Regions from separate parts of the Homo sapiens genome. Here region 2 is linked to region 1. Evidence: chromatin loops called from intact Hi-C (ENCODE). Cell type or tissue: HCT116. All regions are shown on one strand.

Region 1 (8,000 bases):
TAGAGCCATTTTGTATGTTGTGTAAAACAAAAAGCATTGATGAAAAAGCAAAAGGTGATGTATGTATATGAGAAAATTAATTGTACGATATCATTCCAGTACGTTTTGTTGTACATTTTAGTCTTGTTTACTTTCTCTTCATTGTTAAGAGGATGCGAACTGTACAGTTTCCAGCTAGTTACCCATATTAGAGAAGAAATAAGAGAGTATTAGAAGAAAACAGGAGAGAAAGAACATTTGTGAATTGCAGTTGTCAAAAAAAAAAAATAGCCTAGCTGGCCTTATTTGTGAAGCATAATTGCTTTTAGCATATGGAAGTATTTTTTCACATTTTCTTTGTATAAAATTTGTATTAAACTTAAATATCTTTTTGATGGTGGTGTTTCTTTGTGACTGAGCCAGTAGACTCACACTATATGCTTTTTTGGGTTTGCCCGTTCCTTCCCCCACCCCCCCAGTTTTTTCAGATTTCTTTACCTTTTTTTAATTAAACTGTTTTGGAAAAATGCCGTGGTCGTCCTCGAATTTGCAGTTTTCCATTTGGTCGGGATGGCTGTGTCAGGTTTGCACGACCAAACACAGAAGGGGCCGTGAGAGGTCATGAACACCCCCCACAGCCAGGTGGTGGGCACACTGGAGAGAATGGGCCCTAGTGGGTGCCCCCCACGCCAGTCCTCGTCAAACAGTTGGGAGAGGACGGAGTTGTCTTCTTGAAGCCCGTAGGGAGGCCGAGCTAACAGGCCTCGCGTGGGCAGCAAGGATCCCAGCCCCTCGCAGGTGCCCTGGTCCATGGCTCTGGGCCTGGCTGGAGGTGCACAGGGTATGAGTAGAATGAAGCCGGCTTGAAAGGCTGAGGTTTGGTTTCCTGGGCAGCAGTGTTCCTTCTCTGCAATCCAGTAACTCCCCAGAAAAGATCTCCACAAACCCCTTCCTGTGCCAAGGGCCAAGACATGACATGGCCGGCAGGGGAGGTTGGCCCGCGTGGGCATAAGTTCATTCCTGCCAATCAGCAAACACACATCGCGTCAGGCACTGTCCAGGCACTGAGGATCCCATGGTGCCATCAAGGAGTCGGGTCCCTGCCTTCATCAAACTTGCATCCTAATGGGGACAACAATCGTTCAGTTACTCAAGTATTACAGGGGACCTGTCATTAGCCATGCACAGTTTCAGTTACTGGGGACAGATGGTGAGCAGGGCACAGGAGCCCTGTCAGGGTGGGCCTCTCATTCTTCACAGGAAGACAGACTGTCTACAAGTTATTCTCATTTTTTGTTTTTTTTGAGACGGATTCTCGCCCCGTCACCCAGGCTGCAGTGCAGTGGCGCAATCTCAGCTCACTGCAACCTCCGCCTCCTGGGTTCAAGCAATTCTGGTGCCTCAGCCTCCCAAGTAGCTGGGGATTCAGATGTGCACCACCATGCCTGGCTCATTTTTTGGTATTTTTAGAGACGAGGGTTTCACATATTCCCCAGGCTGGGCTTGAACTCCTGACTTGAAGTGATCTGCCTGTCTCAGACTCCCAAAGTGCTGGGATTACAGGTGTAAGCCATGGCACCTGGACTCTCCTCTTTTTTTGGAGGGAGAGTCTCCATCACCCAGGCTGGAGTGCAGTGGTGTGATAGCTCACTGCAAACTCAGCCTCCCGGGTTGAAGCAATTCTCCTGCCTCAGCCTCCCGAGTAGCTGGGATTACAGGTGCCTACCACCCATGCCCAGCTAATTTTTGTATTTTTAGTAGAGATGGGGTTTTCGCCATGTTGGCCAGGCTGGTCTCGAACTCCTTGTCTCAGGTGATCCACCCACCTTGGCCTCCCAAGTCTTTTTTTTTTTTGAGACAGAGTTTTGCTCTTGTTGCCCAGGCTGGAGTGCAATGGCGCGATCTTGGCTCACTGCAACCTCCGCCTCCCGGGTTCAAGCAATTCTGCTTCAGCCTCCCGAGTAGTTGGGGTTACGGGCATCCACCACCACACCCAGCTAATTTTGTATTTTTAGTAGAGATGAGGTTTCTCCATGTTGGTCAGGCTGGTCTCGAACTCCCAACCCCAGGTGATCCGCCTGCCTCAGCCTCCCAAAGTGCTGGGATTACAGGTGTGAGCCACCGTGCCTAGCCTCCAAGTCATTTTTTTAAGTGAGAAGAATGTTAGCTTCCCGTTCCTGGGCATGTGTGTGCACCTTTCCTCTGTTGTCTCATTTCATCCTGAAGACCAGAGAAAGGAGGGGCCATGGCTACGAGGGGTCATCCATTGTCTTCTTTCAGCTCCTGCCTTTCTAGTCTCAACTGCACTCTCTGCTCCTTTGACCTGATACCCTCTTCTGTGGCTGGTACCTGATTCTTCAGATGTCACTCCTGAAATAGCCACCTGCCCACGGGCCCATCATGCCCTCAATATTTTCTTCATATCTCTGAGCAAAGGGTGTGGGGTTTTATTACTTCTCCTGTGTGTCCCAGTTGAATGTGAGCTGGGTGAGGGAGGTGCTTTCTCTGTTCCCTGCTGTGTCCCCAGGGCTTGGACACAATGAAGGTCATGCCACTCCTAAGTAGCGAGCAGCCAGCAGCTGGGCTCCTAAGTAGCGAGTAGCCAGCAGCGCAGCATTCAAATGCAGAGGCCACCTTGAGGTGTCCCACTGCACCCCCATCCAGCCTCTGCCGCAACCTCCCTTAGAAGCAAAGACATCTAGGGAAGTGGCTTGCTTACTCGAGGATAGAGAAATGGTTGCTTTTAGTTTTACCATTCATCTGACCAGGTAAAACAGCCCACATGACTCAAATCTGAAGATACGAAAGGGCCCATAGTATAAAGCCTCTCCCTCCCTGCTACCTCGGTCCCCTCCAATCCCCCTTCCCACATAGTCCTCAGGGAGAGTCTGCATTTACAAACAAATGCAGAGACATTTTTCTCTGCTCCTTTTCTTCTTTTTTAAGACGGAGTCTCGCTCTGTCGCCCAAGCTGGAGTGCAGTGGCGCAATCTCAGCTCACTACAACATCCACCTCCTGGATTCAAGCAATTTTTCTGCTTCAGCCTACCGAGTAGCTGGGATTAAGGGCACCCGCCACAATGCCCAGCTGAGTTTTGTATTTTTAGTAGAGACAGGGTTTCACCATGTTGACCAGGCTGGTCTTGAACTCCTGACCTCAGGTGATCTGCCCGCCTCGGTGTCCTAAAGTGCTGGGATTACAGGCATGAGCCACTGCTCCCGGCCCCCTTTTTCTACATAAATGATAGCATTTGATACACACTCTTCTGCCCTGTCCCCTTGCCCCGTTTTTTTTTTTTAAACTTAATCTGAAGCCTTGAGTATTGATCCATATCAGTGCAGTTCAAGAGCACCTCCATCCATTTTTAGGGGGTGTGATATCTGCTATGTGGACACGGGATAATGCATGTGGCCAGCCCCCAGCTGGTGGACATTGAGATTGTCCCCAAACTCTGGCCACGGCAAACGGCCCTGCAGTGAGCACCATTATAAAATGACTCCCCAGGCTCCTCTTAGCTGCCCAGTGGGGTGGTTATTCCACTCTTTGTGCAGCTTGGAAAACTGAGACTCAGGGGTTACATGCATTTGGAGGGGTCAGGTTTTTAGTTGCAAATAACAGAATCCACTCCACCTAATTAGAACACTCTCTAATCTGCTTACTTCTCAGGCCACACCAGTGGGTCAGTGAGAGGCCAGGTAGGAGGGGAGGGGCTTGAAGGTTCCAGTCTGGGTTGAGTGTTTTCAGAATGAGGAGAAGAAGAGGGAGATGCAGTGAGGTCTGGTGAACCTGGCAGAAGCTGCCAGTTCCTTGCTGGTTTCCTTTGGCAATGACCGGGGCAGGAACTGGCTCAGACCTTTTCATGCAGTCCAGCAAGCTCGCTATCTGGTGGCCATAGGCAAAACTGCAGCCTGTGGAGAGATCTGGCCCACTGGGGACAGCGAGCACGTGGGCCAAAACCCTTCATTCCGGAGACAGCTGTTCACTGAGCTCTCTGTATGAGTCAAGTCCTCAGTAGTGACACAGTAGTGAACAAAACAGGTTCGGTCTCTGTCCTTATTGATCTGACACTCTCACTGGGAAGCAATTTGATACCTGTATGCATGTAATATAATCCCAGGCGGGCTAGATGCGCTGAAGGTAAATAAAGCTAGGCGGGTAGGGAGATGATGTGATTGGGAGCCCTCTCTGAGGGGCTCACCGTTCAGTAGAACCTGAAGGGGGTTTCTTTCCGAGGGGACTGAGCCCAATTATTTTATTTATTTATTTTTTGAGACAAGGTCTTGCTCTGTCGCCCAGGCTTGAGTGCTATAGGGACGTCTCTGCTCACAGCAACTTCCGCCTCCCAGGCTCACCCCATCCTCCCGCCTCAGCCTCCTGAGCAGCTGGGACTACAGGCACACGCCACCATGCCCAACTAATTTTTAAATTTTTTTGCAGAGACGGGGTTTCACAATGTTGCCCAGGCTGGTCTTGAACTCGTGAGCTCAAGCGACTCACCCGCCTTGGCCTCCTAAAGTGCTGGGATTATAAGTGTGAGCCAGTGTGCCTGTCTATTTTATTATTTTATTTTATTTTGAGACAGAGTCTCACTCTGTTGCCCAGGCTGGAGTGCAGTGGCACGATTTTGGCTCACTGCAACTTCCGCCTCCCGGGTTCAAGCAATTTCTGGCTAATTTTTGTATTTTTTGTAGAGACGGGGTTTCACCATGTTGGCCTGGCTGGTCTCAAACTCCTGACCTCAACGATCCACCTGCCTTGGCCTCCCAAAGTGTTAGTATTACAGGCATGAGTCACCGCGCCCGGCCGACCGTCCATTTTAAACTATACAGTCGAGTGGCGATAATCAGAGTTGAGTTTTCCAAAGGTCAGCATTTAGCTGCCACCTTCATATCAGGGTACATCAGGACCCCATCTATATTCTTATTTATTTTCTTTAGTCTAGAGAAGCAAAGGTCACCTATATTCCTCCAAGTGTCGCTGATGTGGGCCTGCCCCACGTGGGGCTCTGTGCTGAGGCTTTCCATGCTGTAATCCTTCGGGTTTTGTAATAACTCCCTACATGGAGCAGGCCCTCGTAACAGGCCCATTCTCCCAGTGAGGCAGCTGAGGTTCAGAGAGAAAAAAGTGACTTGCTCAAGATCACACAAAAGGTCACTGCAGAGCCGGGACTCAAACCAGTCTGCTTACTTCCCAAGCCAGTTCAGTGAATCATCAGGCAACACTGCCCCAGTCACAACTAGCCCTGTGTGTGTGTGTGACACCGTGGTGAGTTTACAAAATGACTCCCCAGGCTTCTCTTAGCTGCCCTGGGGTGGTTATTCCACTCTGTGCAGCTCGGGAAACGGACACTTGGGGGATACATGAATTGGGAGGGGTCAGGTTTTTAGTTGCAAATAACAGAATGCACTCCAGCTAATTTGAGCAGAAAAGGCATTTGTTAAAGGATATTGAGTGGCTCACAAATCCCTGGGAAGGCCAGAGAGATGGATTAGGAGATTGCACAGCAACCAACAATGTCCAGATTACATTGCAGGACCTTTGTGTTAAGACTTCCCACATTGGCCAGGCATGGTGGCTAACGCATGTAATCCCAGCACTTTGGGAAGCTGAGGCGGGCAGATCACCTGAAGTCAGGAGTTTGAGACCAGCCTGGCCAACATGGCGAAACCCTGTCTCTATTACAAATACAAAAATTAGCAGGGGCATGGTGGTGTACGCCTGTAGTCCCAGCTACTCGGGAGGCTGAGGTAGGAGAATCACTTGAACCCAGGAAGTGGAAGCTGCAGTGAGCTTTGACTGCACCACTGCACTCCATCCTGGGTGACAGAGCAAGACTCCGTCTGAAAAAAAAAAAAAAAAGACTTCCCACATCACTGCCCCATTGGGTTCAAACACTGCGACTTTCTCTAGTGACGCTGGGCACGACCCTTCTGCCTCCTTGCCAGATTGGATTCCATGCATCAGAATCCACTTCCATTGCTTTCACATGTGGATGTATCTGGATTGGTTGAGCCCAGGTCCCATGTGGGTGCATCTGATTGACTGAACCTAAGCACCATTTAGGTGTTGTATTAGTCCATTTTCACACTGCTATAAAGAACTACCTGAGACTGGGTAATTTATAAAGAAAAGAGGTTTAACTGACTCACACTTCTGCAGGGCTGGGGAAGCCTCAGGAAACTTAGAATCATGGCAGAAGGCAAAGGGGAAGCAAAGCATGTCTTACATGGTGGCAGGAGAGGGAGTTCAAAGGGGGAAGTGCCTTACTTTTAAGCATCAGATCTTGTGAGAACTCACTATCACGAGAACGGCAAGGGGGAGATCCACCCTCACAGTTCAATCACCTCCCACCAGGCACCTCCTCTGACACATGGGGCTTACAATTCGAGATGAGATTTGGGTGGGGACACAGAGCCAAACCATATCAGGGGTATTTGATTGCTGAGCCTGGGTGCCACCTGGGTGTATGTGATTGGCTGAGCCTAGGCCACATAGCTAACCTTCTAACTGCAAAGGAGGCTGGGAAAGTGAGATTCAAGCCTCTTCTGGTGCAGACTCATAAGTTGGGAAAGTGTTCAAACAAAAGGTCTTGTGTGGACAAAACGATGACAGTACCCACTGCAGAACTGTCCAAGGTCTCTGTCAGCCTGGTCAGTTGTAGAGAGCAGAATTCACCCAACCAGTTTAAGCACAAGGCATTAGTAAGTGTACTGGTCAGTTCCGTGCCAACCTGGCTAGGCTGGAACCACATTTCCCAGAATCCTGGCTCTCGAGTGGTTCCCAGTTAGAGTTGACCAAAAGAGGAGCTGTGTGAGATTTCCAAGGCTGTAAGGAAGCCACAGCCTCTACTGTTGCAAGGTCGCTGTAGTTAGATGTGGGACAGACAACTGCAGTGGCGCCAGCAGGCTCCAGCTTGCCCTTGCTCTCCTCCACTCTGCGTCCAGGTCATCTTCCTGACTCCTGCATGTCAGCACCTGGCCTGTCACCAGCCGCTGGACTGCAGAGGCCACAGATCCCCATTGAGTCCTCTGAACTTGCCCCACAGCTTCTCAGATCACCTTCTTGGTGACTCCAGATCTCTCCTCAGACCCCTGCTTCCCCAGCTCCTCCCACAATTATGTAAGATCTAATACCCATCATCTGTGCATGACTGCTCCCAAACTCATGGGCTCAATCTCACTGATGCATTAACAGTATTTACAAGCCAGGCACGGTGGCTCCTGCCTATAATCCCAGCACGTTGGGAAGCTGAGGCAGGCGGATCACTTGAGGTCAGAAGTTCAAGACCAACCTGGCCAACATGGTGAAAGCCCATCTCTACTAAAATACAAAAATTAGCTGGGCGTGGTGGCAGGCACCTGTAATCCCAGCTACTTGGGAGGCTGAGGCAGGAGAATCGCTTGAACCCAGGAGACAGAGGTTTCAGTGAACCGAGATCATGCCATGGCACTCCAGCCTGGGCGACAGAGCTAGACTCCGTCTCAAAAAACAAACAAACACAAAACAAAAGAACAAAAACAAACAAAACAACAAAAACAAACAAACCCCCAAAACAGTATTTCCGGACTCACATGGAGGGCTGAAGAAAGCCATGAGGTCTGAGCTTCCAGGAAGCCACCGAAGCCACCGTGCAGGACTGGGCTGCAAAGAAACAGATGCACCGAGGCCACAACCACGCTGGCCCTAGGCTGGTCCACACCGCCACGTGCAGTCACTTTTCTCCCCACTTAATCCGTACCAAATGCAGCTGATGGGTGGAACCTTGAATATATCAGACGCCTGGCTGAATAGAGCCTGAGGAATAAGTTGTTTTTCTTTTTTTTGAGACAAGAGTCTCATTCTGTTACCCAGGCTGGAGTGCAGTGGCGTGATCTCGGCTCACTGCAACCTCCGCCTCCCGGGTTCAAGCGATTCCCGTGCCTCAGCCTCCTGAGTAGCTGGGATTATAGGCGTGTGCCATCATGCTCAGCTGATTTTGGTAATTGCAGTAAAGACAGGTTTTCACCTTATAGGCCAGGCT
Region 2 (8,000 bases), 110 kb before region 1:
CAGACGGGATTCCATCTTTATTCCATTTTATGGCTGCATCATGATGTTTCACATATGGGCATCAATGTTGGTTCCTGTCTGACTTTTCTACAAAGCCCTGTTGCAGTGGCTACCCCGTCTATCCTTCTGTGCACCCATGAGCCCTGTAGACAATAGGACATGTTCTTAGAATCACCCCACTACTATCTGAGTGATGTTAAGCATCTTTATTTATTTATTTTTGAGATGGCATCTTGCTCTGTCACCCCGGCTGGAGTGCAATGGCGTGATCTCGACTCACTGCACTCCAGCCTCCTGGGGTCAAGCGATTCTCCTGCCTCAGCTTCCCCAGTAGGAGTAGCTGGTACCACAGGTGTGTGCCACCACACCCGGCTAATTTTTGTATTTTTAATAGAGACAGGATTTCGCCATGTTGGCCAGGCTGGTCTCGAACTCCTGACCTCAGGTGATCCGCCCGCCTTGGCCTCCCAACGTGTTGGGATTACAGGCGTGAGCCACCATGCACAGCCGCAGCATCTTTACGTGGTGGCTGGCCAGGGTAATTTGGGTGACATGTTGGGTCTGAACTCTTCGCTCCCCAAAGGAATGTGACAAGGTGACTGTGGAGGGCCTGTCCCTTCGTACCTGGCGTTTCAGTAGAGAATTTTGCCTTCTTTAGGTGGCTTTTAGAGATACCATCCAGGGCAGATGGGGACCTTGGTTGGTTAGCAGTGGCGCCTCTTCCTTCATCTGCCCCCTTTCTGAAGCTAATTTCCCTTTGCTTCTCCCAACCCACTTCTGTGCTTCAAATGCTGCCAGCACAGAACTGTCTTTTTGTTTCTGAATTGCCCTCTGACGCCGCGATTCCCCATTGCAGTTTGGAAGCCACTACCACCGGAGATTTCCAGAACCCAAGCCAGGCAGGGGCTGGATAAATAGTGCCAACGGGTGTCAGCCACCAGAACCAGCTCCTCAGCCAGCCACAATGTAAAGGCCAGAGGCAACCGGTTTCTCCACATTCTTTGTGGTGTTCCGGTCGAGTTTGAAGGGCCTCATGTACACATGTTGGAGGGAGCCTTTGGGGCCTGGGCCTGCTGAGGGGGTGGGTGGGTGGTGGGCAGTGCGTTCTCACAGGGAGTCGGATCCTGCCTCAGTAAAATTGGAAAGAACTTGGCATTCTTGATCCAGGAAATTCCTGTTGCGATGTTGTCGTTTTTCCAGAGGGCCTCATCCCAGCTGGGGAGGAGAAAGGGCCGCGGTTGCTATTGCCTCTAGTTGTTGAGGGCTAAACACTGAATTCAATTGTAAATCAGCCTCTTTTCTGTAGATTGAAGCAATTTCTGTCCTGCCAGGCGAGTTTGGAAGTTCGCCTTTTACATATGAATGTGCCCTTTAATCACCACTTCTGCATTATTGAGAGAAGGGTGGAGGAGGCTGTGTCTAGTGGGAAAGGATTATACCTCAAGTATAAAAGATGGGTTTTCTCATTTCTAGGAGAGGGGCATCAGAACTGGAGAATCTGAAACAATTACTAAAAATGTTAAAAACAACTTCAAAATGCAAACCACAGCTGTTTCCCTCCCCCCAGGCTCCCTTCTGATATTGTCACCTCGGCCAGCAGAACAACTGCAGTTCCTCGTATTTATTCACAATCCCACGAAATCAATGGCTCTTCGGTGCACTGCACCGGAGACTTTCAGCTCAGCCGAGCTGCTGTTGAGGGTGATAAATTATAGGCGAAAGCCCGGGGACATGAAGGCAAGTCGCTGGGTTTCAGACTGCCTGATTGCAAAGAGGTGACAGTGTCCTTGCCCCGCCGGGCGACCTAATGCGTACAAGACCGGGGCTGGCCTGGTAAGTGGTGACTCTTAGCCTGTTCTCTTTGCTTCTTCCTCCTCCCCCTGGGAGAGGCCGCTGAGGATCCGGAAGCAGGAATGTCTGCTGTGGGTGAGCCTCTGTTCTCTTTTGAACAAGAGAGGCTAGGCCCTCTGAGCAGCCGCACTTTCTCAATGGCAGGTAAGTGCCTCCTCTTGGCGTTCCCTGCCCCTCGCATGTTCTGCCTCCGAGGTACTTGATGTTCCTGGTGAAATGCCATTTTCCCCAAGTTGAGAGTGACCTTTCATTCCACAGCCTCATTTCCATTCCAGCCCTCCCTATCCCGGCTCTGGATGAGAAGTTCCTGTTGATTTGCAGAGATTCTTTATAAGCACAGTTCAGGCCAGTGCAGTCCTCTGGAGGAGAGGGCTCAGCCCGGCAGCTCTGGCAGGCCCAAGTCAGCCAGGGTGCAGACCGGTCCTCGAGTTTCTGTGGGTCTAAGAGACGGTCAGCGTTGGAGGAAATAATCATTTGCTAATGCGAGCGGTTTTCATTTACAAGTTCCTCCTGGCTTAGGCATTCTCTGCTGCGAGGACAATTTTGCTTCCTCCCCACCCCCAACCTTTGCTCCTGATTTCTTACTTCTATGCTCTGCCAGGAGGAAATTCCGGACTTTTGTCTCTTTATGATGTAATTACTGGTTGGGGAGGGCCCCAAATATTCCTGGGGAAGGGAGGCCTGTTTGGGTACCTGCTCTGTGTCTTTGGGAAACGCTTTGAAGTGATTAACCATGCTCTGCTTTGCTGCTTCTGGGGGAGCAGCAGTGTGTGGTCATGTTTGAAGTAGGCCAAGGGGAGGACTGGTGATTACGAAAAGGGCTGTAGAGCAGGCCTCTGCTTCTGACCCTGCCTTCACAGTTACTGGGGGAAACCTGGCATTTTCAGTCTGATTGAAATGCAGAAATCCTGTCCTGGGCTGATTCTGGTCTCCAGTCTACACAGGCCGGTGTTTTCCATAGCTTTGAACTTGTGGAATTGATTTAACATGCTCCTTCCAGAAAGCAAGCTGTGTTTTTGGAGTGGGGGGCGGTAGTCGGGGAGGAGGTGGAAGAGAAGCAAGAAAAGGAGGAAGAGTGATTGGTTAAAAAAAATACAGTTACCCATTAGTTACCATTGAATAGGTGCTTACTATTTGCCAGGTATTATACTAAGAGCTTTACGTGAATTAACTCATTGACTTCTTCGATAACTTTACAAGGTACCACTTGTAAAGTGGTAAACTCTCTGAGGCACAGAGAGGTTAAGTTGCCTTTTTACGGTCACACTGCAGGGGAGAGCACAGCCAGGTTCTGCATGCATTTTGACGCCAGAAAGCTGATTCCCCACCACTGTGGCATCCTGCCTCTCTGTCGTTTGCAACCTGGCCCATGAGAGCATATGCCTTGACCTATGTGTCCTGGTTTGCCCGGGACCCAGCTAAGCACATGGTTGGTTGCCCTACTCCTGTGGCCTGTCATGCCTGTCTCAGCCTGTGGACCAAGCTTCTCTTTTCGTTCAGGCCCCAGCAGGCTTGCTGTCGACATCATTAAGGAAATTAAACACCCACAAAAACACAAGAAGCTCCCGGCCTTTCAGCTGCGGCCCTTTCCCTTGAGGGAGGAGACAATTCCCTGTAATGGTGTGTCATTTCCTAGCCCCTGGAGAACGGCATGTGCTGTGACTCAGGCACCGGATGTGGGGGCAGGAGTGGGGTGGAGGGCGGGTACCTGATGTGGCCTGCTGGGGAGGCCTAGCCTTGATGGAGGCTGGAAAAGGGGAGGTGAGTTGGCCCTGGAGCCCCCAGCCTATTTCAGGGACTGATGCCACTGTTTGGAAATTGGGAGGTGAATGTGCTTTCTGGGGACTGCCTTTGAGAGAACGGTGTCATCAGTGAATGACACGACTTTCCACCTTTTCCCAGTTCCTGAAACTGTTTGTTGGACCTTCTCTGTCCCTATACTTCCATCTGCAGTTTAGGGGAAAAAAGGCAAAATGAGAGTGTGCTCTTAAATCATAGACCCTAAATTAGGGAGTCCTCTTGCTACAGGGCTGAGGATGAGGCCCTCCTGGTACAAGGCCATGTGGTACAGAGATTAGAAGCTGGCCCTCGGAGTCCCACTGCCTGGGTTGAAATCCCAGTACTGCTCTGGCCCTCGGAGCCTCACTGCCTGGGTTCAAATCCCAGCACTGCTCCTTGGTAGCTTTGTGATCTCAGGCAGGTGACTTAGTGGGGACTACAGGAAATGCATTTTGAACATTGCCTAGAATATCACATATAATAAAAGAAACTCTTAGCTTTCTTTCTTTTTTTTTTTTTTTGAGAGCGAGTCTTGCTCTGTCACCCAGGCTGGAGTGCAGTGGTGCGATCTTGGCTCACCACAACCTCCACCTCCCTGGTTCAAGCAATTTTCCTGCCTCAGCCTCCCAAGTAGCTGGGATTACAGGCGCACACCACCACTCCTGGCTAATTTTTTTGTATTTTTAGTAGAGATGGGGTTTCACCATGTTGGCCAGACTGGTTTTGAACTCCTGACCTCAGGCAATCTGCCTGCCTCGGCCTCCCAAAGTGCTGGGATTATGGGTGTGAGCCACCACACCTGGCCGAAACTCTTAGCTCTTCATACTCTTGGCTCAGGAAAGCTATGAGCCTGTGTTATCTTGAATTAAGATGCCCCTTAAATCAAAAGACATCCAGGAAGTGCTGAGCTCCAGGATGATTTCTGGTGGATCACAGGCTTGGGAAGGATCTCCTCATATGCTTGGTTCCTTTTTTTTTTTTTTTTGAGACAAAGTCTCGTTCTGTTGCCCAGGCTGGAGTACAATGGCATGATCTCGGCTTACTGCAACCTCCGCCTCCTGGGTTCAAGCAATTTTCCTGCCTCAGCCTCCTGAGTAGCTGGGATTATAGGTGCTCACCATCACATTCAGCTAATTTTTGTATTTTTAGTAGAGACGGGGTTTCACCATGTTGGTCAGGCTGGTCTCGAACTCCTGACCTTGTGATCTGCCCACCTTGGCCTCCCAAAGTGCTGGGATTACAGGCGTGAGCCACCGTGCCCGGCCTCATGCCTGGTTCTTAATACCCAGTAGACCTTCCCATATTGTTACAATTTCAGCAAAATGTCACAAGGAGAGGAAAATTCTGCTGCTTTCCGCTCCATGCCAAGCTGTTTTCCTGAGTCACTGCTCTGTCCTCTCCATAAGGCTGCATTCCTCCCTCACCCACGTTAACTCATTCAGAACCACTCATTTTTGGGGGATGGGTGAGAGGCAGAGGGTTGTGAGTGAGCCAGCCGGGCGGGGTCACAGGTCCTACTCCCTCAGAAAAGGCAGCAGAAAAGTCTTTCAGATCCAGGGTGAACCAGTGGTTCAGTCGACAGTGGCTGTTTGTCATTGTTCAAAGTTTATAGATGAAATGCACTGGGCAATACATCCTTGTCAGAATTAAATCATTAAAGAAGAAAAAATTGACTCAGCTTTCTGGAAAGGGTCCTTATGGAGCCTGGGTACCACGGCTACAGTCAGGTGTACACCCACCAGTCCATCATCACCAGAGGCCCAGCCCCCACTGGAGTGGGGGGCATTTAAGTAATAATGCCCCCCTGCTGTCTCATCCCTCCGAAGGATACCGAATCCAGCAGGCATTTCCTAATTCTTCTCCCTACAACCCTTCATTGAAATCTCCTGCTGTTGACTGATGTGTCTGTTGTTTGGAACCTATCAAATTTCGACCCCTTGGATACAGTCACTGAACTCTCATCAACTCCAGGGGGAATTGGTGTTTGTAACAGCAAACAGAATTGGGGTTTTTATGTTTTGCTGAAACTAGAAGGTTTGGAATACTCTCAGGTGTGGGCATGCTTGGGCTAGGACCCACCTCCCCCTACCTCTTGCTGAGCAGAACCTCAGTTTCCCCCTTTGTTTCCTGGTGGGCTTGGGTGATAGTCCCTTGCCAACTCTAAATCGCTTACAAGTATATTACTGTCTAGTGATTTTTTTTCCCACTTTCTCATTAAATTAAGTAATGTTGAAGAGGGACTTTTAACATCCTCTGGGGGCCCTGAAGTTTTTAATCATTGGAGCTGAGGACACCTTTGCAAAGGTGAAGGAAGCTATGACTCCATGTCCCTAGAAATTGCACTCCTGTATACAGTGATGGCCTGTTCAAGGGTCCCTGGAGCACTGTCTGGTCTTTAAACAAGAACTTCTAGTCTAGTCCCTTTCTCCCGGCTCTTCCCATTTTGCAGGTGAGGCCCTGAGGCCCTGAGAGGTGGAGACTTGCCTGGGGTTGTTTCCTGTTTAGCCTCATTCTCCAGCCTGACTCCCTTGCTTAGCTTCTATCCTGAGTCCTGAACCAACCCCTCAAATAATGTCTGGAAGTAGAGGCCATTGGCTCTGGCTCGCCAGTGTGGAACAGGATTGTGTAGAGTTGAGAACTCAGACCCCATCTCCTAAACACATACACATACCCTAGCGTTCCTCAAACTAGTGTACCTCCCAGTCTTCGGGAGGACTTATTAAAACAGATTGCTGGGCCCTACCCCAGAGTTTCTGATTCTGTAGATCTGGGGTGGGGCCTGATAATTTGCATTCTTTTTGTTTTGTTTTGTTTTTAAAGATGGAGTCTCTCTCTTTCGCCCAGGCTGGAGTGCAGTGGTGCAATCTTGGCTCACTGCAACCTCTGCCTCCTGGCGCCAAGTGATTCTCCCGCTTCAGCCTCCCTAGTAGTTGGGACTACTGGAGCGTACCACCACACCTGGCTGATTTTTGTATTTTTAGTAGAGACAGGATTTTACCATCTTGGCCAGTCTGGTCTCGAACTCCTGACCTCAAGCGATCTGCTAACCTCAGCCTCCCAAGGTGCTGGGATTACAGGCGTGAGCCACCGCACCTGGCCAATTTTCTTTATTTTCGTAACGTCATCCAGTCACATGATAAATAAGTACACAAGGGTATAGAGTGGAAAATAATCCTTCCCTGGACTCCCCTTCCCTGGACTCCCTGCAGGCACCCCTCCCAAGGCAACCAGTAGTCCCCAAGTCGAGCTTTGTTGTACTTTTGTGTTCATCCAGGAATATTCTAGGTTTATGCAAACATTGATGTGTATATTAAATCTTTTTTTGGGAGGAATATTGGTCCATTAATGGTGCTAGATACACTTTATTTATTATTAATTTTTTTGAGACGGAGTCTTGCTCTGTTGCCCAGGCTGGAGTGCAGTCGTGCGATCTCAGCTCACTGCAACCCCTGCCTCCTGGGCTCAATCGATTCTCCTGCCTCAGCCTCCCAAGTAGCTGGGACTATAGGCACGTGCCACCACACCCAGCTAGTTTTTTGTATTTTTAGTAGAGATGAGGTTTCACCATGTTGGCCAGTCTGGTCTCGAACTCCTGACCTCAGATGATTCGCTTGCCTCGGCCTCCCAAAGTGCTGAGATTACAGGTGTGAGCCACCGTCCCCAGCCTAATTATTATTATTATTATTTTTTTGAGATGGAGTCTCACCCCTCTGTTGCCCAGGTTGGAGTGCAGTGGTGCGATCTTGGCTCACTGCAAGCTCCGCCTCCCAGGTTCACGCCATTCTCCTGCCTCAGCCTCCCGAGTAGCTGGGACTACAGGCGCCCGCCACCACGCCCGGCTAATTTTTTGTATTTTTGGTAGAGACGGGGTTTCACCATGTTAGCCAGGATGGTCTCGATCTCCTGACTTTGTAATCCGCCCGCCTTGGCCTCCCAAAGTGCTGGGATTACAGGCGTGAGCCACTGCGCCCGGCCTCCAGCCTAATTTTTATATTTTTTGTAGATGCGGGGTTTCACCATGTTGCCCAGGTGTTTTTAGATCTTTTTAAAGAACTTAAAAATTTTTATAATTAAATTTTTTTTTTTTTTTTTCAGAGACAGTGTCTCTCCTTTTCACCCAGGCTCCGACGTGATCATAGTTCACAATACCCTCAAACTCCTGGGCTCAAGCAATCCTTCCCCCTCGGCCTCTCAAAGTGCTGGGATTACAGGTGTGAACACTGTGTCCGGCCATGTGACTGTAATGTATTCTTAGAGCAGTCCTCTGTTTGCAGACGTTTGTTTCAAGTGCTTTGGGTACAGCCCACAGTGCTGCAGTGCAGTCATCTTGCCTTTGCTCCTTTTCCACTATGTTTGTAGAATGTGTTTCT

Evidence for each region. Hi-C counts contacts between places; a loop is a spot of excess contacts. Peaks named below come from ENCODE experiments on the same cell type or tissue, not always from the same donor. Only the 100,000 strongest peaks of a DNase experiment are listed, where the experiment ranks them.
Region 2: a loop joins it to region 1, with 4 times the contacts of the local background. A loop is called at or near these places in 2 of 110 quality-filtered maps.

What each region holds. Positions count from the first base shown.
Region 1 is chr20:47,201,723-47,209,722 of GRCh38, reverse strand. It overlaps ZMYND8 (zinc finger MYND-type containing 8), which reads left to right. Exons shown (of 23, transcript NM_001281775.3): 23 at 1-509. Among named protein-coding and RNA genes, the nearest start is that of MIR3616, 39 kb to the right of the region's middle. RefSeq lists enhancers at 278-901, 902-1,527 and a silencer at 2,344-2,638. In HCT116, CTCF peaks have their summits at 3,658 and 3,862 (motif pointing left); DNase peaks (open chromatin) are centred at 3,912 and 5,152; H3K4me3 peaks cover 1,490 bases; H3K27ac peaks cover 4,531 bases.
Region 2 is chr20:47,312,946-47,320,945 of GRCh38, reverse strand. All of the region lies in intron 2 of ZMYND8 (zinc finger MYND-type containing 8), which reads left to right. It overlaps LOC100131496 (a long non-coding RNA gene), which reads right to left and starts at 2,444. Exons shown (of 1, transcript NR_024594.1): 1 at 192-2,444. RefSeq lists enhancers at 788-1,706, 1,707-2,623, 2,624-3,541, 3,007-4,206, 3,542-4,459. In HCT116, no CTCF peak of the experiment used is centred here; DNase peaks (open chromatin) are centred at 995, 3,485 and 5,046; H3K4me3 peaks cover 4,670 bases; H3K27ac peaks cover 6,162 bases.